2 separate regions of the Mus musculus genome follow, and region 2 is linked to region 1. Evidence: chromatin loops called from intact Hi-C (ENCODE). Cell type or tissue: left cerebral cortex. All regions are shown on one strand. Links, peaks and the distances in the headings refer to the core of each region. The heading gives the core; the rest is flanking DNA. Region 1 has its middle 21 kb from the start of Gpc5. Region 2 overlaps Gpc5 (glypican 5).

The links. Peaks named below come from ENCODE experiments on the same cell type or tissue, not always from the same donor. Only the 100,000 strongest peaks of a DNase experiment are listed, where the experiment ranks them.
Region 2: a loop joins it to region 1, with 8 times the contacts of the local background. A loop is called at or near these places in 17 of 42 quality-filtered maps.

What each region holds. Positions count from the first base shown.
Region 1 is chr14:115,064,363-115,077,146 of GRCm38, forward strand. No RefSeq gene overlaps it. Among named protein-coding and RNA genes, the nearest start is that of Gpc5, 21 kb to the right of the region's middle. In left cerebral cortex, for the core only: a CTCF peak has its summit at 6,363; a DNase peak (open chromatin) is centred at 6,366; H3K4me3 peaks cover 530 bases.
Region 2 is chr14:115,387,316-115,400,099 of GRCm38, forward strand. Gpc5 (glypican 5) reads left to right here. Exons shown (of 8, transcript NM_175500.4): 4 at 11,831-11,964. It overlaps 4930505G20Rik (RIKEN cDNA 4930505G20 gene), which reads right to left. Exons shown (of 4, transcript NR_045761.1): 4 at 9,236-9,481. Among named protein-coding and RNA genes, the nearest start is that of 4930505G20Rik, 16 kb to the right of the region's middle. In left cerebral cortex, for the core only: a CTCF peak has its summit at 5,978 (motif pointing left); a DNase peak (open chromatin) is centred at 5,962; H3K4me3 peaks cover 210 bases; H3K27ac peaks cover 185 bases.

The DNA of each region.
Region 1 (12,784 bases), core at 3,006-11,005:
CATTCCTTTTTTTACTTAGTGGTTTAATTCTTGTTCTTACATTTATTTATTGCATGTATGGGGGTGTGCGTGTGAACCACCGAAAGGGTAAAGTCAGGGAATGACTTGGAGTGGTCGGTTCTCTCCTCTGACCACTTGGGGCTGGAACTGGAGCTCAGATCCTGAAGAGGAGGCCAGCACCTGCTGAGCCTTTTCTCCACCCATGTGTCACCTACAGCCCAAAAAACAAAACAGCGTCATGGTTTTGCTTGTGATATATATTATATTTATGTAATACATCTAAATATTACATTAACCACATATCACATGGTTAACATAGAAAGAACAAGCACATTGACATTCAAATAAGTAGGACTATTTTGAGTATGCTGCGTGTAAATGTTTTTTGATTGTCTGCAAACTGCACTTCATTTAATGATTAGTATGTGAAATTCTCTTGTGTTGAAGGTATATACTTGTTTTTTAATCTGCTGGACTTAAAATTTCATCATAGCAGAGCTTCTTCGTGTCTTAAGTGCTCCATCAGTTCCAAATGGTAGTTCAGTGGTGTCTCCTTATTTCTGCATGGCAATAAGATTGACAGCACCGTGTAGACAGAGGGCTGGGATGTTTGCTGTGAAGTAGCCTTCTAAACAACATCAAAACAGGGACTGCAGGAATGGCTCAGCAGTTAAGACTCCTGACTGTTGCAAGGATCTAGGTTGACTTTTAGCACCCACATGGGACCTCACAACTGTCTGTAACTCTAGTCCCAGAGATTTTGACACCCTCTTCTGGCCTCTGTCTGTGGACACCAGGCATATATGTGAAACACATACATACATACATACATACATACATACATACATACATACATATATACATACATACATGAAGAAAAGATGCTTGTACATATAAATATTAAAAATAGATTTAAAAACAAAACAACAAAAATCCATGAAGACCAGAAGACAGAAAGTGGGGGAAGGTGTGGGGCAGATATGAGAAGACTTGGAGTGAAAACGTGAGAAAATTATCAAAATGTGTTGTTGGGAAATCCCAATATATTAGTAAAAACATATGATTTCCAAAACAGTACCAATTAACTGAGCAGACCAAAAAAAAGAAAAATATCAACAAAAGAGTATGGTTCCAAATTTACATCAGGTCCTGCAAGAAGTAACCACTTGCTAGTTTCTTAGCCCTACAACCCCATAGGAAGAAAAAGAGTATCAACTAACTGGACCCCTTCAGAGTTCTCAGGGACTAAACTACCAGACACCCCCCCCAAATATGCACGGGCTGATCCTTGGCTCCAGTACATAGATAGCAGAGGACTGCCATATCTGGCATCAATGTAAAGGGGTGCACTTGGTCCTGTAGAGGCTTGATGTCCCAGAGAAGGGGATCCTAGAGGGGTGAGGCAGTGGTGGTTGGGGAAGCACCCCCTTAGAGGCAAAGGGGATGGGGATGGGGTGGAGGGTTCCAGGAGGGGAGACTTGGACAGGGGATAATAACATTTGAAATGCAAACATATAAAATGATTAATAAGAAAAACATGTTTTTAAAGTTCTTTGAACCATGCTTGCACTGCAGTTTTCTTTTCTGGGTTATTTGTAGCATTTTTCCCCCACCTGTGGTTTTGTTAGGCTAGAGAAAGCATGTTCCCAACTGTTCTCTCACAGAAGAGAACAGCCATCTTCCACCGCCAAGGCGTGTTTTAACATTCCAGGAGTTGGATTAATGGGAGCCTTGCATGTTGTAAAAGTTTCACATGTGTTGGTTGAACACAAACTTAGCATTTTTATTGTTATTATTATTAATTCATTTTTTTTACACTACAAATTTTATCCCCTTCCTGGTCCACCCTCTGACTGTTGCACATCCCATACCTCCTCCCCACCCCTGTCTCCACAAGGATGTCCCTCCCCCAACCCTACCAGACCTCTAAACTTCCTGGAGCCTCCAGTCTCTTAAGGGTTAAGTGCATCATCTCTGAATGAACACAGACCTGGCAGTCCTCTACTGCATGTGTGTTGGGTGCCTCGTATCAGCTGGTGTATGCTGCCTGGTCAGTGTTCCAGTATCTGAAAGATCTCCGGGGTCTAGGTTAATTGGGACTGCTGGTCCTCCTACAGGGTCACCCTCCTCCTCAGCTTCTTTAGCCTTTCCATAATTCAACCACAGGGGTCAGCTGCTTCTGTCCATTGATTGGGTGCAAATATCTGCATCTGACTCTTTCAGCTGCTTGTTGGGTCTTTCAGAGGGCAGTCATGATAGGTCCCTTTTTTTTTTTTTTTTTTTTTTTTGTGAGGGTTCCATAGCCTCAGTAACAGTGTCAGGTCTTGGGATGTCTCTTTAGCTGGATCCCACTTTGGGCCTGTTACTGCACCTTCTTTTACTCAGGGTCCTCTCCATTTCCATCCCTGTAATTCTTCCAGACTGGAACAATTATGGATCAGAGTTTTGACTGTGGGATAACAACCCCCCTCACTTGATGTCCTGTCTTTCTGCTGGAGGTGGGCTCTATAGGTTCCCTCTTCCAACTATAGGACATTTCATCTAGAGTCCTTCCCTTTGAGTCCTGAGAGTCTCTCACTTCCCAGGTCTCTGGAGGGTTCCTAAACCTCCTGTTTCCTGAGGTTGCCTCTTTCCATTCTCCATGATGGCCCACAGGGTTTCAGTTCTTTTCCCCCACCCAATACTAGATCAGGTTCCCTCCCCCCATACCTTTCCCTCCCAGGTCCCCCCCCCCCCCACTTCCTTGTGGTTGCTTTCTTCTCCCTCCCAAGTGAGACAGAGGTGCCCTCACTTGGGCACTTAAGCTTGTTGATCTTTTTGAGTTATATGGACTGTATCTTGGGTATTCTCTCTCTCTCTCTCTCTCTCTCTCTCTCTCTCTCTCTCTCTCTCCATATATATATATATATGTGTGTGTGTGTGTGTGTGTGTGTGTGTGTATGTATGTATGTATGTATGTATGTATATATATATATATATGCGCTAATATCCGCTTACTAGTGAGTATATACCATGCATGTCCTTTTGGGTATGAGTTACCTCACTAAGGATGATATTTTCTAGTTCCATCCATTTGCCTGCAAAACTCAGGATGGCCTCGTTCATAATATCTGAGTAGTATTCCATTGTGTAAATGAACCACATTTTCTATATCCATTCTTCTGTTGTGGGACATCTGGGTTGTTTCCAGCTTCTGGCTATCACAAATAAGGCCACTATGAACATAGTGGAATACGTGCCCCTGTAACATGGTGGCTTCTTTTGGGTATATTCCCAAGAGTGGTATAGCTGGGTCTTCAGGTCTATTTCCAATTTTCTGAGGATCTTCCAGATTGATTTCCAGTGTGGTTGTAACAGTTTGCAATCCCACCAGCAATGGAGGAGTGTTCCTCTTTCTCCACATTCTTTCCAACATGTATTGTCACCTGAGGTTTTGATCTTACCCATTCTGATTGGTGCAAGGTGGAATATCAGGGTCGTTTTGATTTGCATTTCTCTGATCACTAAGGACTTTGAACATTTCTTTAAGTGCTTCTCAGCCATTTGAGATTTCTCTGTTGTGAATTCTCTGTTTAGTTCTATACCCCATTTTTTGATTGGGTTGTTTGGGTTTTTGGTGGTTAGCTTCTTGAGTTCTTTGTCTTTTTTGGATATTAGCCCTCTCTCAGATGTTGTGCGGTTAGTGAAGATTTTTTTCCCAATCTGTAAGTTGCTGATTTGTCTTATCAAAGTACATAGTTGATAAGACAAATCCGATTTCAAGTTTCATGAAGTCCCTTTTATCAAATTCTTGATTTTAGAGCATGAGCCATTGGAGTTCTGTTTAGGAAATTTCCCCCTGTGTCAATGAGTTCAAGGCTCTTTGCACTTTCTCTTCTATTAGAGTCAGTGTATCTGGTTTTATGTTGAGGTCCTTGATCCACTTGGAGTTGAGCTTTGTGCAAGGTGACAAATATGGGTCTACAAACTACCATTTTTGAAAGAATAACATTTTTGGTCAAATTATGCAATAAGCCAAGTGAGAAAATGCTTTAAGTAGGCACATTTAGAAGTTCTAAAAATTTTAGACAGGGAATATAGCTCAATGGTAGTAGTGTCTGTGTGGCCTTTGAATCATACTACTAGTTCTAGAAACTTTTTCAAGAAGGATTTACTTTTACATAGTTCAGGTCGGAGTAAGAAATCCTACAATGGAATGTTTTTAGCAGTGGGATTATGTGGGAAGTACTTGGGATATTGCAACTGTTTCTATGGAAAACATCTCACCCAGTTCTCACAATAGATGGCGATTTCATTGTTGAAGTAATCCTATATCCTACCACGGAATCTCTTTCAAACCACGAGGCACCGTCTGCTATGATACTGTTGGAATACCCTTAACAAAACTAAGTGGATGTTGGTATCATGCTCTCAGAGCACTGAGACCACGGTTTGAATAATCACTTTCTTTTTTCTTTTAATTTAATTTTATTTATTTTTATTCTTTAATCCTTTTTTACAGTCCACACTTCATCCCCTTCCTGGTCTGCCCCCTCACCTCTCCCCATCCCATCCCTCCTTCCCACCCAGTCTCCAAGAGGATGTTCCCACCCCCACCCCCACTCCACCAGGCCTCCCCACTCCCTGGGGCCTCAAATTTCTCAAGGGTTAGGTGCATCTTCTCTGACTGAGGCCAGACCAGGCAGCCATCTGCTGTATGTGTGTCAGGGACCTCATGTTAGTTGGTGTATGCTGCCTGGTTGGTGGGAGAGCTCAAGGGTTCTGGTCAGTTAAGATGCTGGTCTTACCATCGGGTTGCTCTCCTCCTCAGTTTCTTCCAGTTTTCCCTCAAGTCAACCAAAGGGGTCCCTGGTTTATGTCCACTGGTTGGGTGCTAGTATCTGCATCTGATTCTTTTAGCTACTTGTTGGACCTCTGAGAGGACAGCCATGCCAGGCTCCTGTCTACAAGCACACCACAGCACCAGTAACAGTGTCAGACCTCTGAGCCTCCCTTTGAGCTGGATCCCAGTTTGGGCCTGTCATGGAACCTCCTTTTCTCTCATGCTCTTCTCATTTTTTATCCTGAAATTCTTTCAGACAGGAAAATTCTGGGTCAGAGCTTCTGACTTTGGGGTGGCAATCCCATCCCTCCACTTGATGTCCTGTCCCTCCACTGGAGGTGGACTCTACAAGTTCCATTTCCCCACTGTAAAGCATTTTGTCCAATAAACACTTTCTTAAATATTCCTCAGCTGCTAGTATTCCACTACAGCTGAGAGAGTGTCTGTCTCCCAGAAACGTTTGTTCAGTTAGGGTTCTTTCCTTGTGTATTCCTTCTAATGCCATCCCTTGCATAAATGTGTCTTGTGTCATTTTGATGTTTTCCTATGACAGTAAGTGAAACACTTCTTCTATAAGTCACGTGTCACAAAAGTTAATTTATTAAAGCAAATAAGATTAGTGTTTGGCAATTCTTTTTATTTGCATGATACTACAGAGTTTCAGGTTTTCTTTTGCCATAGTTGTTACAGATGGAAGTAAAAGTAATGGCTGGGCCTGCTTTGCAGAATATTCTCTAACTTTATAGTGACTTCATTGCTTGTCTTTTTAAACAGCATGAAGTAAATAGATTTAATCCTACTTTAGAAATGCCCTAGTGCTCACCATTTGAAAACCGATGTATGTGAGGGTATTTTACTTCTTTCTTTTCTTCTTTCAGCCCCGGGAAGAAGCTGTGCATGCCTTTTTGTTGTTGTTGTTGTTGTTGTTGTTGTTGTTGTTGTTGTTTTTGCCAAGTCTGAAAACATGTCTACCAGCTTAGTTAGGAACCACCTTGCATCAACTGAGGAGACTCCATTATCCACAAAGCTGCAGCCTTGGGCTCTAGTCAGCCATTCACCATAACAGTAGGTACAAAAGACCCCATAGCATAATGTCTGTAGATCTTGAAGGGTTTTCCAAGCCTTCTCCAGTTGACAGATCTGTTTTTAAAACATTTCCAGTGTGCTTCACTTCTTGTTACATGAACTAGCTGTTGTCATTTTCACATTCCTGCCAATTAAATTTTTTGTGTAGTGTAAATATAAATGATTTGGTACTGATTACAAATATTTTAGCTTGTGAAGTTTTTTTTTTAAGAACATTTATTTTTAGCAGTGTTCTTTTATCAAGAAATATTTTAAACCATTTTCTAAATACAACCTGCTGAAATGCAGGCTAAGCCACTTCTCCTCAGCGGTAGCCATCATTATTTAAGACAGACATTATGCCCTGTTTACTTGTCACAGCATTCATCCCAGCAGCTAATGGATCCACTCGCACATTCCCATTTCTCTTTCTGTAAAAGATTCAGCGAGCTGGGCACTGCCACCTTTGAACAGTTGGTGGCTCCCATGCACTGCAGCTGTCTCCCTTTGGCAATGAAATAGGATGGCTCTCTTTTATCCATTCAAAACGCATTGGAAAACACAGATGCAAATAGGATACATTTTACCAGACTGAAATGTTTACCACATATGAACTTAGAAGAAAAGTTTCCAGCTCTCCTAACTTCAGACTGCGTGAGATGAGCGTGAGTTTCTGTTCATAATTCACTCAGCGAACTGAAAGACCTCAGGCATTCTAATAGAGATGCAATGCCAGCCACACTTTCAGTAAGCATTTCATAGGATCATGTTAAAAAGAATAAAGAGAAATGAGTGATCAACATTACATTCTACTTTTAATAATTTCAGCCAATTGGTGCTCTCTCTGTCTCTGTGCATGTGTCTGCATGTCTGTGTGTCTGTGTCTCTCCATTTCCTCTTTCTTTTTCTCCCAATGTCCCCCTCTCCTTTATCTCCAACATTCCATACACATTTTGTGTTTAAAGCACACCTCACTTTGGACTGGGGACATTACAGGAGGTAAGTCGCTAATACCCATGAACTCAGACCTCAAACAGTGAAAGGCAACCCTTTTACGCTGATTATACGGAATCCATTGCTTATTGGCAGAAACTCACTTTTGTAAATGAAACCTTGTACTTTTCTTCCTGAATTTGGAGTCCTTTCATACAGAGAAGTGGTCCAGAAGACTTCATTAACAGTTCGATAAGATTGAAGTCTGTGGCTCAGCTAGCAGCATCTTAATATTGTTGTCTTGGCAATGTTAGAACTTGCATTATTAAAGAGCTCTTGTATCACTCCAGAGTCTAGAGTATTAGTATTTCTGAGACACAAGACAATTTTTTTTAGTGTTTTACTTTCAGTTCAAATGCTCTTTTTTCCTATGTCCATGTTTAGCTCTTGTGTTCTTTTATTTGGTGTAAAGTCTGCTAGCCTCAGTGTTTACCTCTCCTCGTTACAGGCAGCTTTTACTATGTGGGTTTTAAAAGCCTAGCCCCATAGGCAGACTAACTCAGTTTGTTTGAGCCTTGGCTCTACCACAGATTCATCCTGTCAGCCTTGTGCATCATGCAACATCTGGAAATACTGAAAATTATGATACACAGATAATGGGTTATAGTAACAATTAAAATGGCTACGGTAGGAGCTGGTTAAGAGAGGACCAGAGTTCTGTTCCAGTTCTCACACTGTCTGCCAGCTATTAGGGATCCAGTGCAGAGGCACTGGCATAGATGTGGCACTTACACATACACAGTATGTACATACATGCACACACATTCTAGATACACAGACACTGATACATACACATGCAAATACATGTACATATGTGTATAGCCTTGGTAACACTAGATAGATACTATAGGGTAAACAAAACATTCACTGCCCCATATGTTTTCCTTCAATGAGTAGATACAGAAAATGGACCAGAATTCCCTCTTTTCAGTTTTAGGATACTTGACAAAATAACTGATTTATGTTAGACCTTTCCTGATTTATTTTGTTTCAGAATGAGGTATACTGTTGAAAAGTGCTTTATTTTAATGTTCACGCTAAACATTAGTGTGAACACTTAGGCTAACAGACTTTATACCAAATAAAAGAACACATTGTGCTAAATCTGGACCATTTAATAGAATGCTCTGGGCCAGACTTGCTCCGAGAGGACTAGGACCTTCTGAACACTTCACAGAGGAGGTGCCCAGGAAGGGCAGAGACCAAGGCTCATGGCTGTAAACAGCATTTAAAAAACTATAATTTCGCAGAAAGTGCAATATTAGCTAAGCAACCAACCGACCAACCAAGCAACCAAGCAACCAACCAACCAACCAACAAACACCTTTCAGAATAGAGCTGGTTCATACAGGCTGTATCCATACGGCATCTCTGCAGCTAACCATGAACTGCTCCTGATGCTGGAATAACAGGAAAATGATGCCCTTAAAAAGTTGGAGTAGAGTCTTGGGTTTTGTTTGTGTTGTCTGGGTACAAGCTGAAGTTACCTGGGAAGACAGAGCTCCAGTTTGGATTTGCCTCTGTAGGTTTCTCTGGGCAGGTCTGTTGGGGGCGTTTTCTCTATTGATAATGGATGTGGAGGGCCCAGTCCACCATGTGCCTAGGGCATGTATAAGAAAGCAAACTGCAAGTGGGCTATGTTCTAGCTGGGCTGCCTCGTCTGGTCTCAGTATGAGAGAAAGCATCTATCCTTGCAGAGATTTGAAGGGCCAGGATATGTGTGGGGGGATATCCAAGGGGTCTCTACCAGCTCAGAAGAAAAGAGGAGAGGGGATGGGGGAAGGATTGTGGGAGGGGCTAAGAGGGAGAGGGCAGTGAGCGGGATGTAAAGTGAATAAATAAAGAAAAAATTAAATTAAATTAAATTAAATTAAATTAAATTAAAAAGAAAGAAAACTGAGCATTACAAGGACCAAGCCAGTAAGCAGCAGTCCCCCATGGTCTCTGCATTAGTTCCTGCCTCCTGGTTCCTGTGTTGGCTCTGCTCTGACTTCTCTCAATAATGGACCATGATATGGAGGAAGGAATAAGATAAACCCTGTCTTTCTCCGGTTGAATCTGGACAGTACGTTTTGTTAAAGCAACAGGGAGAAAAGAAACCATGGAGAAAACTAGTTCTGCATCACCAGGGCGTACACCAATAATTATTAGGATTACAATTTTCCAAAGCCAGTTAAGCAGGTTTATTATTTTCCTGGGTGTAAACTGCCTTTCATATTAAAAACAGAATCTGGAACATCTGGAAAAAGAATCTCCACCATCTGTGAGTGCCTAATGATCTGGAGATGAAAAAGAAATAAAAAACAAAGTCAGTGACAATTCTTTAAAAAAAAAGTTGCTAGGAAAAAGAAAAATATTTAAGTGATCATCAGCATTTGGGTTCCCAATTGATAATTACTTACCGTGTCCAGCCACAGCTTCTAGGTATACTTTTGGACAGTAAAATTTCACAATAAATCAGGAACTAAATTATATCATGAAGAATATATAAAAAACAGAAGATAAAGTTGTATGATAATATGTTGAGTTCCTGTTTTAGCTCTCTATCCCACTGAAATATTAACAAGTAGATTATACTTCCACATTCAACAGTGTGTAGACACCTGAGATCTTTTAACTCATTTTTATCACATAGTTTGACCTCTTGTATTTAAACACTCTTTTGATTGAAAGAGCAGTGTTCATGAGTAGCTCATAGAGCCCTCTGTGCACAGTGGAGTGGGTACAGGCAAGGGAAGATTGGCTTCAGCTCCATAAAGGAAGCTTCATGAAGTGACAATCCGAGAAAGTCTCTAAAGGGTGAACTGGTGAGAGGGCAGCTCCGCTTCTCCAGGGAGATGTATCCCACACGCACTCACAGACACACACACACATGTACACTCACACACACTGGCTCTGGAAGGCACAGCGAGTTCCAAATCCTATTAGGATTTGTTGTCGTCTTCACTAAACATGTCAGGCTCCATGGTGGCTGTCATATTTTCAGTTTGAAGTATTTTAGAAACCCTACCATAAAAATTCATGTGCCTTTTCTGTGATTTCTAGGTCCATAGACTTCAGGCCCTCAGCATATAATGTTATTCCTTTCCTTCTTACATTCAGAACACACCATTTCAACCAAGAGAAACACTTGGCGGGTTCTCTTTATCATATCCCAGTTGCTGTGTCTTTATTCTGAACTTGGAACCATTACTAAGTAAGATACATTTTGTGAACTCAGTACTCTGATTCAACAAATAGTGGATCTGATGACTGTCAGGGTCATCTTGTGACAGTTGGGCAGGTAAAGGATGGAGTACGGAATGCTGGGTAAAAGGGTGATGCACAGGACTCAGATGAGGTTTCATCACACTACTAGTCAGATGTGTTCTTTAGATTTATGAATTGTTGACTTCTATACTGTTATGTACTTGAGGCTTTTTGGACCATAGGTAATCTCAGGTTACTGAATTCCATGACAGTGAAATCATAAAGGCTTGAGACTGCTGTGCAACTGGAGACACCCAGCCATATATCACGAGTGCCGTGAGTCAGTAAGGTGGCTGCTGGTCCATCCACACTGTGCTGAGTGGCAAGTGGCGTCTGTTTCTTGATGATGAGCTGTAATCATTTGCACAGTAGATAGCTGTTGGAGTAGAATATGTTTGGAGGTTTCTAGAGAAGTGGGGAGGCAGACAGGCAGGAGTTTGAGATTAAGCTGACATGTTGTGAGTAGAAAACAAAGAGCAGGCACTGATGGGGACTAAAAGTGCCTTCTATTTGTTTTGTTTTTCATTTTGTCAAGCTACTATACCATACAGCTCCTTGTGTGTAAGTCCATGGTCCGTGAGGCAGATGATTCTCTGAACACATTCCAAGTTCATTTGACCCCCCAAATTTCTGCTTATAGTAAAATCTGCTGATAAAACAGTCTGAACTCTCAAATTAATTCACATTTAGATATTTTTGTGATGCTACCACTAACATATTTATCTTGAACTTTCATAATTAACTAGAAAAGGAAATGGTAGTAGCGGTGTTACAATGATTTCTTTTTGATGAAATTTTAAAATTATTATGATCAATATTTTGCCCACAACACTAAATATTATGAATCAGAAATATCTACTAGAGAACTCAATGGCCTGAGTTGACTCTGCACTTCGTATTTTAGTAAAGGAAAACAAAATATGATCTTCTCAGCTTTCTAGATCTCTATATGATTTCTTGAGGTGAGTGTATGTATGCACATGTACATGTATGTACATGTACATGCATGGTATTTGTATGTTTGACTCTTGAGAACTTGCTGTAGTTTATATAACACATTAAACATTAAACAAAACATTTGTTTTAACATTTTTTTTCTAAGACAGGATTTCCTATAGCTTGGGCTGACCTGGATTTGTCTAGTAGCTGAGGATGCCTTTGAATCTCTGATATTCCTGCCGTCACCTCCCCAGGGCTGAGATGAGAGACGTTTGCCATCATGCCTGATTTATGTGGTTCTGTAATTGAACAAATGACCTCCTGTGAGCTAGGCAAGGACTATTCCAACTGAGCTAACTCCCCAGTCCTGAAACTTCCCACTTATCAGAGAACAAATAATATTCCGAACGAACCACATCCCTGGATGTAAATGCTTTTGATTGACTTCTTCCATGAACGAGGAGTTCACTTTATGAGAGGTGATAAGTCAAGACACGTGAACTATAATCCTCAGTGATAACGTGATAAATGCCACACGAGAAGAACAAATGCATTTTAGGAAATGGAAGAAGGGATCATGGCATCGGTAAAGGCAGGCTGATATAATTATAGACCCTTGAGACTAAGGGTCTGAGATGAACACTTTTGGAAAAGGCACAAAGATGAGAAAAGGGAACTATTTGGTTTCTATGATGTGCCTGTAACACAGAGCAGTCGCTCTAGGGAAGTTATTCAGTTAATAGTGTGCTATTATTATTAACAGTCATGAGGACCTTAATCCACCACGAAAATCTACATAGACTCTTCTTGAACGCTCAAACTAAAACAAACAAAAGTGATGCCAAAAGACCCTTGTGCTCCTGACTTGTAATCCTGGCCCTGCAGATCCTTGGGCCTTGCTAGCCAGTTCAGCTACTCAGGAACTTGTAAGCCACTGAGAGACCCTGTCCTGAAATACAATGTAGATGGCTCTTAAAGAATGCACACACACACACACACCACTACCATCACACAATAAATAACAATATAGCAAAGAGTTGAAATGGTTCTGATGAGGTAGAATGGAGGCTCAGCTCAGAAAGACCCCAAAATGGAAGGTTAGGCAATAGTATGTCATTGGCAGAATGGATGTAAGTTAAAAACACAGGCAAAGTAGACAGATCTTTGTCCCTGATCTAGTTCTGCCACTAACTACCTCTGCGATTTTAGGTAAGATACTTAACCTCTCTGTACCTTGATTTCATGTGTGTAGCAGGGATTGTACTCATTTAGCTATAGGCAATAATGTGGATATAATGGGGGAAATGTACATCAAACACTGCTAGAACGTGTGGACTACAGAAAGCATCCTAAAAATGCCACTGCTGGTTTTAGTATTGTCAGTGTTTGCTGTATGTGCAAGAGCGATCATTCCTTACTTGCCCAAATCCTCAAGCCAAACTCCTCACTGTCATTCCATGGCTGCCTGGACTTGCTTTCCATGACTAAAGCTGTCTATCTTGTACTATGTGCATATGTAGAAAAGGAAGACTAAAAATTAATTATGCATATGATTATTTCAAACAAATCTTAATTAGAGAAAATAAGTGCCTTTGTTTTGAGCAATTAAGCCTTTTATGCTTTTGGTTTTTCAAGAGAATTTAAACCTCTCTCTCCCCCTCCAATATTGCATATTTTCATAGCAGCTAGAGACAGCATTTAGCTAAGCTCCTCCAT
Region 2 (12,784 bases), core at 2,873-10,872, 320 kb after region 1:
TATGACATGCTTTTGAAGAAGGTTGTCTGGTGAGATACAGGACGTATACCAATTGGTTAGTGTCACTGCAGTGTCAGAATTCATAAAAGGTCATCTTCCTTTCAGCCAGTGTCTCTGCTCTGCTCTGAACACAGAAGTCAGAACGATCTTTTCCATGACTGACTGTTGATCTTATAGTAGAATCTAAAGGCTTTATGTTGACTTCCAGAACACTGCCTGTCTGGGCTCTCCTCCCACCTTGCCCTCCTGAGAACTATTCTTGGCAGTTCTTGGTTCCCCACGCTGGATCTGATCTTGGAGGCCCCACTGGCAAGTCCTTCTTTCCTTTGAATTTCACTGCTTAGTTAATGAGTACAGTAGGCTCTCCACTGGCCATCACCCTTTAGACTCCTTAGGAGGTGATTATAGGCATCTCATTTTTGGTTTCATTCTTCATCTGGATGATTGTGGAAGCCCCAATGAATTACTTTATTGTGCTCTATTTGAAATAATCAGTCTCAAAGACCCTGCCTTACACAATACTATCAACATGAAAAGCCTAAGTAGCAACTCCACTGAATCAGAGAGAGCTTGGTGGTTCCTCGCAGTAGGGCGGTAACCCAGGCAAGTAGGAAATGGCTGCTTATACAACACAAGATTTGTTTTGGAAGTGGTTAGAGTGAAAATCATAAAATTTGGTAACATGGTGTTGTATAGTTGGGTAGGTAACCTTGTAATTAGTACATACAATCAAATGGGTCATTGTCTTTATGGACTACAGTTATTATTGTTTTTTATGTTTAATTGAAGATGACACAAGGGCAGATGGCCCTTTTTTGTCATAATTACTCTACTTCTAGAATTTAGGTCTTTCAATACATGCTCTTTGGTTATTTTTTATTGGTCAACTGAGTAAATCTGGCTTTTCTAATACATTTACATATAAAGGAGAATTCTTTCTAAGTTCATCTTTGTCTCCACTTCAGCCTTCCTGTGTCTCTATGAAAACTATGAATGCCTCATGGGCCCTCCCTGGTGTGTATATCCTCCATCCCCTAAAAGGCCTGTTTCATTCAATCTCCCTTCTCCATCCCACTGGATAAGTCTGCAGCTCTGACAGTTTATGCTGTCTTATCTTTTTATTCCCAGAGCCTATTAAAATGTTTAACAATATTTGTTGAAATGAAATGACCTCAGATTTGATAGGAGAAGCATCCTGATTTAATCGCTAACTGGATTTAATTACATTCATTTACAGTTTTTCACTGAAACTTAAATTATTAACATTTCCTGTCCTCGTGAGAGCACCTCCACAGAACTGTTTTAATTTCTGTTTCTCTCAATGAGTAAACAATGTATAACGTCAAAGCTCTTACACAGAAAACTTGGTGCTATTGATATTATATATGTATTTATCTTAAGCCCTGTCATACTATTTATCAGATTGGGTTATTAGAAACAAGGCAAAGATTAAAAATAACAAGCACGAAAAACACATTATAATGGTCCATTTGATTTTTCGGTAAATAGCTCTAGGTGCATTCCGTGTCAGTTTTCCATCCTTTCCTTATCAGAACTGAACTAATAGACATTTAGCATCTCCATTCTATGGTAAAGGCAGTTTCCAGGGCTGAAGCTATTTCTAGGGGCTAGAGGAAGCCTCCACTGTCAGTATAAGTGTTTGTTAGATGCTGTGAGATTATGCCTCATTTAAATAATTCTTTCTGTTCATCTTAAGAATTCTTAAAACTATGATCTTAGAGATCACTGATATTTTCAGATGTTAGTAGCTAATCTTTGAAATCTGTATAATCTTAGGAAAGCTATGGTCATGCATCTCTACAGATCACTAAAGATTGTCTCCATGTGGGTTGTGTGATAAAGGTTCTCTTCAGCTACTGGTTAAAAATCTATTGTGTTTACTTGAACACTGAAACTGACTTTTAACCAGATCCTCCATTTTACCCCTAAAATGCTTTAGGGAGTGCTCATTACAGGTATTTTGTGATATGTGCTGGGAAAAGTGAGTGGAATTAATGGATATTCATAGTTATCGAGTGATAACTCCACATTAAGCTAGAGCTGTGGTAGCTGATGGCATTTTCCTCAGCATTGGGGTAAAACCCTTTAAGATTTCAATGGAGTAGGTCCTGGAGACTGAAGTCCTAGGAACCTGCCTTGTGCATTTGCACGAGCTGCACTTGTCCCACGGAACTCCCTCTGAAGACAGAAGAGTAGACATAGGGACTGTTTACAAGTGGTCTGCACTCCTAGAGAGCATAAGCATACAGGAGACAAGCATCACTCTCTGAAGGATGCTCTTCCACCTCTGTGTTTTCCATCCTTGTCAGCATTTAATTAGCTTTCCACACACCGTTAAAATCATGATATTCACAGTGTGTATTGGGGATTGTTTATCAAATATCCTTGCCAGTGAGCATCTGCATAAATTCTACAGTTAAAAGAGGCAAAAGGGAGAAAGGAGAGAGGGAGCAAGAGGCAGAGGGAGTGTTGTATGATATTTGATCATACTGTGAACCTTGAGATTGTGTTGGCTACTGAAAAAAAACCTTATTTCTATTTGTGGTGTGGGTCAGCCCTTAGCGCACACCTTTAATCCTGGCTGGAATATGGACACACCCTTAAATCCAAAATATGAAGGTAAAATTAGTTGGCATTAGGTGCTCCAGGTTAGGGTGGTACCCCAGGGGGCCTTCCCCCTTCTCTAAGGAGGGGAGTGGGTAGTCGGGGAGGGATTTGTAGGGGTGGGACTAGGAGGGAGGGGGGCTGTGGTTGGGATGTAAAGTGAATAAAAAATATGGAAAATAAAATAAAGTAAAGTAAAAAAGTAAAAGAAAATGTTCCTGTAAGATCAGGCTGTAGGTGATTTTCTTACTTAGAGATTGATAAAGGACAAGTCAGCCCATTGTGGTACCAGACCTTGGCAAGTGCTCCTGGGTGGGCTCTGTCTGAGTAAGTCAGTAAGCAGAACTCCTCCATGACCTCTGCACCAACTCCTGTCTCCAGGTGCTGCTCTGTTCCTGTCTTGACTTCCTTTGATGAACTGTGATGCAGAAGTGTAAGCTAAAGACCTATTTCCTCCCCGGGTTGCTTTGGTTGTGTTCTTTCATCACAGTAACAGTGACACTAAGACAACAGTCTTCTGTTACATTCATTCATATCCTCGTTTTAAATGAAAACTGAAAACTCCATCTTCCTCAGCATGCCGAGGTAGCCCAGTATATTTGTTACTTTCCTATAGCTGTAGTTAAACAGCAAGACAAAGGCAACGCTAGAAAAAAAGACTTTCTTTGGGTATATAGTTCCAAGGGAGAAGCATCCATGATATGAGGAGTAGCACCTACTGATAGGAGCAGAAACAGAGTTCAGATCTTGGATTCCAAGAAGGAAGCAAAGAGAGTGAACTAGGGATGGCATGTGGTTTTTGACACCTCAAAGTTCCACCCTCAGCCCCAGTTATGTGCTTGGTCCTGCAAGACCATATCGCTGAGACCCCCACCCAAGCCAAACAGCACCACAAACTCAGAACCAAATGGTGTGAGCCTGTGGGGAACATGGTGAATCGTTGTTTGTTTGTTTGTTTTTCATTGTTGTGGTTTTTGTTTGTTTGTTCTTTGTGTTGCTTTTTGTTGTTTTTTTGGTTTTGGTTTTGTGGAGGGGTAGGGAAGATTTGACACAGAGCTTCTCTGTGTATCCCTGGCTGTTCTGGAAGAACTCACAGAGATCTACTTATCTCTCCCAAGTCCCAGGATGAAAGGCATAAGCCACCAGTGCCTGATGTGGAACATCCTGATTCAGTCACTGTGTCCACTCTTCTGAGATTTACCACCATTGCAATTATAGCATAAAGAGGGGGAAATGCCTACATTTAGCGAGGTTTTCAGTTGTTTGTTTATTCTTACCTGTTTGAAGTCCTTTGGTCAAGTCTCTCTCAACCTCCCTTTGTCTCCATCACTAAATGGTTTGTCTAGTAAGAGTCTTCAGCATCCTGTTGTCTTTTCTCAAATGATGCCCGCAATGGATATGCACATTTAGATGCCTCTCCTGACCTCAGCCTACAGCTCTATGTTCCCATTAGGACCACTTGCTCCTGGGTAAATGTTACTTCTCAGAAGGCAAGCATGGTCAAGGAGAATATCACATTTCTCCCCTAAATTCTCTCTTCTCTTAGTTTTCTCTCTGATCACGTGACACTCAGTGTGCCTTTATTTCTTCATATGAAAGATAGTAGAATTGGATGATTCGATTGTGTACTCAAGTCCTGGTGTCTCTGTTATTAGGTTATGTGGATCATCTACCTATGCTTAGTTCTCCTTAAGTGCCTTGAGTAAAGCTGTCAATCATCTCTCACCGACACACTCAAAATGTCCATCAGGACCAACTCTTTCCATGTCATCTATTAATGTCTTATATCAGTGTCCATACTTCTATGCATATAATATCCCAGTATCTGTCTGAAGCAGAGGCCTGCTTGTTCGTCTAACTACAGAGGTTTCCCCTGTATGTACTTCGAGGGTGCTGAGATCACAGTTCTGGGGAATCCAAACTTCTGTCCTTGTACTTTTTTGGCAAATATGTCCCCTCTGAGTTGGCTTTTAGCCTGGCCAGGGATATTTTAAAAATAAACAACCCTGTACTATCATCAGGCTCACAACTGTTCAATGACAACACAGGCTCACCCATTGCCAGAACACAGGGGGAATGGTTCCTGTTTCCATTCTCTGCAACTGACGCTCCTTCCTGAAGCTTACTTACCACGTTGCTTCTTAGCCACCCAGGGCATAGTTTAAGTCTGCTTTTAAAATAGTTCGTTCTTGATTGCCTAGATGACAGTCCCCCATACCCCACCAACTTACCAATGATCCCTTTTAAATGAGTGACTTTGTTTTATTCACTTTCCTATTGTGGATATAAAACAGCATGGTAGAAGCAGGTTATAGGAAGCCAGGTTTATTTGGATCTACAGTTCCAGAAGGACAGGAGTTTTGAAGCATGGCAGCAGTCAGGCCTGGTGACTGAAGCAGCAAACTGAGAATTCACCCACAAACAGGAAGCAGTAGGTTTAGGGGATGCTCACAATAATGTGCAGTCTTTAATCTCTCAGATGCTGCTTCTGTTAAGGGGGTACCTCCTTAAATATCTGAGTATTCATATATCTGAGTCTATGGGGACATTCTCACTCAAAACACCACAAAGTTTAGATATTTTGTGGTACTGCAGGGCTTTTAACCCTAGCACTTCAAAGGCAGTGGTGGGGATTTCATTGACTCTGAACCCAGCCTGCTTTATAGAGAGAGTTCCAGGTCAGCCAGGGGTATCTAGAAAGAGGTTACCTCAAAAATCAGAGCGGGGTGGGTTAAGTACAGTTCTTGCTTCCCTCATGAGAACACAGGTTCTGAAGGTTTGTTGCTCCATTCTCATCTCTTAGAAAAATAACTCATGAATAATAGGTACTCACTTTTTGATCAACACTGTGCTTTGTGTAGTGATACAAGAACGAAAAATTTTGAAATTGTTTGTCAATCCTGGGGACTCACTAGATGGATGTGTGCCTTTAACAGCAACAGAGAGATCCATGATGAAAGGAGAAAGGGAGGGAGGGGAAGGGAGGAAGGGAGGGAGGGAGGGAGGGAGGAAGGAAGAAAGGAAGGAGACAAGTGAGGAAGGCAGACCGGAAGGGAGGGCAGGATAGAGGAGCAGGGAGAACTGTAAATGCTGGTTCGTTTTGTTTTCTGTAGCAGGTAAGATAACTTAGGAGATCTCGCTAGCCCATGATCAAGCGCTCATGCGTCCCTTCTCCCTGAGCGCATAGGCTTTAAGGTGCTTTTGGATCTTTGTGAAGATTTCATGTATCGGCTCACGTTTTACTCTAGCGGACAAGCTGAATATCCCTTAAAGAGTCTTAAGGTGTATGATATTAAACAGACTCTTATGTAAGTGTGATTAATGTCAAGGAGGACTGACATGCAGAAGCTCCCTCTGGTGGCTGAATGTATACACATCGGAAAAAGAACCAAGCCAGCACCCGCAGTCCTTCTTCCTCACACAGCTTTCACATCGGAAAAGAACCAAGCAAGCACCTGTGGGCAGGGCCACACAGTCCTTCTTCCTCACACAGCTCACTTGTGCCCTATCGTTTACGAACTGGCCATCTGTGATATCTAGAATTGTCTTATGGATAAAATACATGTAAGGGATGGGTTTTATAGGTTATCAATGACATTTGATGTCTGCATAAATGTCACTGCTATATTCTTCACAACTTTTAAAGCATTGCTTTGGTTTTTCCCTCTAAGCTTTTTCTGTACTGAGCTGTGTTTATTTGCACTTTGAACATGTGTGAATATTGTCTACATTATTTGCCCAGTATTAATAACATCATTTTAGGGCAGGATTTCCTAGTATTGATGAAACTGCCAAACTCTCTTTCCAGTCATATTTTGGGGGACAGGAGGCGTTTATTATAATTTTTTACCTTTCTTCCTCTACTAGATTTTTCTTTCTGAACTTTATACTTTCCACGTTTTGTAATTTCATTTTGCTTTCAGCTCTAAATAGGTGAGTCTTTTCAACAACTTCCTTTAAAAAAATCAAAACAACAACAACAAAATACCCTCTAACCCACCATTTAAAGCTGCTCTTTAGAAATTTCCTCAAATATAATAAACATTTAAAAGAAAACAAGTCTCTTCTAGAGGCGATTCCAGAAAAATAAACTTGCTCTGTCTTCTCGTACTCTATTTGCTATTTGCCCTGGTTACCATGGCAAAGATGCTGGCAGTTCTTGTGCAGGACATCCACCTATAGCCAGCTCCTACTCATTGTAGCTATGGGCATCTCTAGTCAGCTCCTATTTAATGCAACATGGAGGGACCTTTTTTCTTCCCCTTGCTCTCATTTTTTTCATGGGCCCTTTCTGACTGTCAATAGAGAGGGAACCAGCCAAATATGTTCACGTAGAGGCTATAATATTTCCATCCTTTGGTACATTAACCTTTAGCACATCACTGTAGTCCACAAAAGGGAACTTAATTACAATGAAGCTGACATTTAGCTGCCACCTCTACAGCCTTTTTCTCAAGTTCTGGTCCAAGTAACATTGGTTTTACAGAATGAAGCTAGGATCATGGATGTATCTCTGTCTGGACAAGATAGTCTTACTCTGGTGGGTTTTGCCCTTAAGAAGTTTTTAAAATCACAAGGGCATGAGAAAATAAACTCCCTTTTTTTCTTAGCAGTGAAAAGTCACCTATCGGTCCCCTCCCAGGAATCTGAAACTAGTTTTTCACACAATGGAGCATACTACATGATAAAAACACTGTACTGATTCATATTTCCTTATCATTCCCATGAATATTAGACTCATTTCTCATATAATCTCTCATAAGCTAAAACAGCAGCTTTCAGCATGCAAGGTGCTGTGAGTCATGGGCCACAGAACTCTCTTATCTGTTAGGGTAAATTATTTAATAATCACACATAGAACACCCATGATTTTTATTCCAATTTTTTAATATTCTTAAAAGGTTGCTGTTCATTTTGTACAATCTTTTCCTCATGCACACAAACCTGTGGTTTGCTTGCATATTTGTGTGTAGACATGCACATTTGTGCAGGTGGACAGGCATCTATATATGTGGAGTCTTGGTGCTGATGTTGGGGGTCTCCCCTAATTACTATTCATCCTATTAATGGAATCAGGATATTTCAGTGGGACCCAGACCGTGCCTGGCTTCTCTACTTAGCAGGCTGGCCCTGGAGATTCATGTCTGTGCATCTTGTGCACTGGCAACACAGGATGTCAGCCCTGTCCAGTTGACATGTATGTGGGTTCAGAAGATCAAGATTCTGGTCCCCATGCATGTATGGCAAGCGCTTTAACCATTGACCTGTCTTCTAAGTCCTTGATTTGTACTATTATTACTATGCTTCTTAAGACTGCCATTGCTAGAGAACCAGATGCCTGGTAGTAGGTGTGAAATGAAAACAGTTAAAGGTGTTCTTTGCACCTTTCAGTAGAAATCTTTGGTCTGGTGACTTGAAGAAGAGCAAGTGTGCAGGCAGATGGAGGAGCTTGGTGGCTGATGGTGTGTGCAGTTCCACGATTAAATTGAGAATGGGAAAGTCAGCGAACTTATAAGCAGTTGTTGCAGCAAATACTTGATTGGAGTGGGAGAAGTGATATGGCTTAGGAGTGAGGAGGAGAGTCATTTCAAGGTGAGATGGGAACTTGAAAATCAGCGGGAAGCCAGAGATGGAACTTAAAGCCAGAGTTGACAAGCATTACAGAAGAAAACATTTTTTTTTTCAAGATACTTCAAAATGATTGCAGGGGAGAAGAGTCGAGACCAGGGAGGAAGAAAACGAGGAAATTGCAGTATACGGCAAAGATGAAAATCTGTCAACAGACGTGGGAAGTTTTTTTTTTTTCAATAGGAAGAAGTCCTAAGTATTGAAATGTACTATCCAAGTTGGCTCACCTCAGGGGAGCAAGGGTGGCAGCTTAAGACCCTGCTACCAGATGGTTTTCTACTCCCTTTCAATAAAATGTGAAGAAAAGATCCCAATAGAAAATCAAGAAACAGGGTCTTGGGAATTCACTTGCTGTTACTGAAGTATTCTGTGCTTCTGTGTCCACTGAAGCTATTCTCTAAGTTTTTAGCGAATCCTTTTTCTTTCTGTAGCTGCAACCAATGCAAACATAATGAGTACAAAAGTCATGTGAGACTGATGGTTTTCAACTCCTTATATTCCAGTTCAGTAGAAGATATGGCTTTTTCCTCTAACAAAGGGATGTTGAGATAGTTTGAGATAGTATTTCTCTCCACTCAAAAGTTCAAAGTACTTTGCCCCTCTCCTCGAATTTAGGAAAGAGAAAACTAAGATTCATAGTAGCTTTGAGTTTCATTTTGCCTCAAGCCCCTGTGGCCAGCCACAATGGATCATGTTTATTTTGAAAACATCCCATAATACCTCCAGACATACCCACCATCAATTCACATCATCTTCTCTTGGTTCCTGGTACTGGTGGTTGTTGACAACAAATCTTCCTTTTTCTTTCTATTTTAGCACCTAGCTAATATAATTTATACCTCACTATCACTATTTTTTTAGCCCCAGGGACTAAAGTTCATTTTGAACTTTTTAATACCTTGGTCTTTTCACTTGAAATATCCTTTCCTAAGCCCAGTTCATTTTACTTTTGTTTACAACCTATGAACACCATCTTGGGATTACTAGCAGTTTTTAACTATATTTTTACATTCAGTAGACAGTTTTCTCTTTAGTTAAACTTATACAATGTTGTCTGGTGCATTTGTAAAATTACCACTTCTGGATCTTACTGTTCAACTTGGCAAACAGCAGGAGCTTCTGTCTAATAAACACATTCTTAGCCTTGAAGACCTCCCATAACATATGTGTCTAGCCTCCTCTTCCAGCATGGTTTTCTTGTGTGGTTTTCTGTCCAAACTCTTCTTTCCTAGGAAAAACAAAATGATAGCCACATTCTGCATCAGACCCATGTCGTCTTACATCTCCCTCTCTTAGGGTTTGTCTTTCTCCTTAGCACTATCCTTTGCTCTGAGGTGATTATCAAATGAGGTTACATTATCTAATTCTGCTATGGCAATAAAATAAAATCCTTTTCCGGCTTCTGCTCCTGACTCTGGATCCTAATGTTTCTCTGCAGACCTGTTCTTCCTCTTCTCCACATTATGGCCGTTATTCTGCTTGCAATGATGTGAAAATATCAACTTCCTGCCTGGCAGTTTTGCCTTACAAGTTTTTTTCTTGGTGTCTATATCATATGGCGTCCCCTGCCCCACACCAGGGGGAATGCTATACAGTATTCTATGTGTTTTCGTGCAGAATGTATTCATATAGAAGAGATATATGGTTAGTTGTTGTATTCCTCTTGGTAATTTATACTCTTCTGAAATGTTTATGTTTGCTTTTTCTGTCTTTCAAATTCTCAGTTCATCCTTTGACTCGCCATTCAGATTCCTGAAGCACTCCCGCCAACATCTCAAGTACAATTGAACTGCCCAGTTTCTGTCCAACTGCAAGTATGCTCTTGGCTTTAATGCTGTCTTCCTTCTGCTACAGTCATGAAAAACTGCAGTGGCTGCTTTACACAGAATTTAATTCGATCGTGTGCGTGGATGTATCTCCAGCAGTTGACATAATGATACTCAATAAATGTTTGCTTATGAGTTGGCTTCATAGAAACACATCTCATCATACCCTTCCCTAACAGATGCTCAAAGTTTCATACTTGGCAGCTGAATGCGTTTTGGGAGTAATCTCATGTTTCTCACTTTCCGTCTTCCTCCAACCCAAGAAGATACCCAGACACACCCAGAAGACACCATCATTCCTGGACCTCCGGTTTATTTATTTATTTATTTTTTTTAAAGAAACACAATTTGCCTTTGGTTTATGTGGAAGATCTCATTCTGCTCTAACTTGTAAGCTCTGTTAAGGCAAAGGTCACTTACTCTTTCTCTCTCCTAAAGTTCATCACAGGAGCTTCACAAATGTTAGAAGTAAAATAAACATGAACAGGAGGAGGAAATATTTGCATAATTATTTTAATATCCCAATATGGAACAATCAAAGAAAAGGAGAATTTATATCTTTGGCATATGTTTATATTTTCACCTTATGTGTGAGACCATCAAGTTCAAAGAGCTATCATCCTATACTTAAGGTCTCAGAACTAATAAGAAAAGTTAGACCAGAAATAAAGCCTCCTGATTCTGGCATAGGACTTTTGTGTATGTTTCAAACATGCTGCTTCCTCTTGAATTGCATATTATCATGATACATTAGATGCTAAGTCGATTTTTCAGTGATAATTATGTAAACTATATAAGTTTTCATTGCTAGAAGAATATCTAAAGAGCAATTACGTACATTTTTTTTGTTTTGTTTGTTTTGTTTTTGAGACAAATTATCTCTGTGTAACCCTGGCTGTCCTAGAACTCACTCTGTAGCCTAGGCTGGCCTAATACTTAGAGATTTGCCTACTTTTGCCTCTCTAGTCCTGTGATTGAAGGCATGCACCACCACTGCTCCCTGTAGTCAATTTGTTTTTCATTGTTTTGAAGACTATACCATCCTTGTAATTATATCAGTGTAATAAAGAAGATATAGAGGAAATATAAAATGAGACTGTATAGTATTATACAATATTACATGTACTCTTTCTCAAGAAGACATGACGGTACAAGCCTCTTATCCTAGTTAGTTGGAAGCTTGAGGCAGGAGAATAGTGAGTTCAAGGGCAGCTGGGATAACTTGGGACCTTGCCTCAAAATGACAGTACAGTCAGGCTGCAGATATCAACTCATAACAAAGTGCTTGCCTAGCATGTGTGCGGCCCTAACTTCCCTCTGTGAATTGCAAACAAAGAAATGACAGACTCACTGTCCTTTCTCAGAAGATATTTACTTTTATCCTTAGGACTCATTCAAATTTTAGTGCATACTCAGCAACAATTTATATTATCTTACCTGAATGTAAAACACGATGGATATCTATTTTGGGTTAGCAATCCTTTATATACACACAATTTAGTTTTTACTTTAATTCTTGATTTTTGGATAGTTTTTCCATGTGTATTGTAGCCTGTATCAATGTGCATGAAACTGGTTTATCACTCTTGGCAATGAATTCAAATACATTGATTCTCATTGTTAAAAACCCACAAGGATTATAGGTATTGAAACTTAATTTTGAAGTGTAGAGGCAAACATAACATTGTTTCATGGCCTCAGGAAAGCCAAAGCAGGTCTGTAACTGCCTTCTGATGTTTTCTGCTTGAAAGGTGAATACGATTTGTGGCCATCCAGTGAGAACACCAACACAGAGCCCCCGCTGTACTTTTGACCCAAGCAAAGAGAAACATGGAATGAAGATCTCTGCAAGGAATGGTGAAGAGACACTTGCCAACAGAAGAAAGTAAGACATTTGTTTTACAACCAGAAAGAGAAAAGAAAGTAAGCCATTAATTCTACAAGAGAATAGAATGTGTTCATTAAACAGGCCCAAATATAGTATGAAATGGAAAACAAAAAACAGAAAACAAAATCCATTTTCCTTTATTTAAATATGTAGTGGCTCATGGGCTGGAGAGATGGTTCAATGTTCAGGGCACTTGCTGTTCTTGTAGAGGACCTGAATTTGGTTTGGTTCACTTGATGTAGTTGTCTCCAAAGCTTACTGCCTCCATCTGCTAACCTAGTCCTAGTCCTGGAAGCTTCTACCCTCCATACTATCTAATCTAGGCCTAGAATGTTTTTAACCTCTGAGTCCTGCTGTTGAAAAAGCTCACCACTTCCTAGTTCTTCCTGAACTCTGGTTGGCTGATTCAACTCAGCTGTTCTGGCTCAAATTCCTCTAATACCAAACTGATTCAATCTGGCTTGTCTCTCAGCCTTGACTGAATTGCCCCATTTGTTCTCAGACTAACTCTGGCAATCTGTTCTAATCTTCTGGCTCCTTCTCATTCTCTTTCTCCTTCTGTCTTCGCCTGTGTCTAGCTTGTTCTCTTTTTGCAATCTCTCTGTACACCTGTCCGGCTAAAACTGCCTTGTTCTCTCTTCTTCTTTCTTTTCTCTTCTTTTCTCTTCTTCTCTCTTCTTTTCTCTTTCTCTTTCTCTTTCTTTCTCTTTCTCTCTCTCTCTCTCTCTTCTCTTCTCTTCTCTTCTCTTCTCTTCTCTTCTCTTCTCTTCTTCTCTTCTCTCTGCTCTGCTCTCCCCCTTCCCCCCCCTCTCTTTCC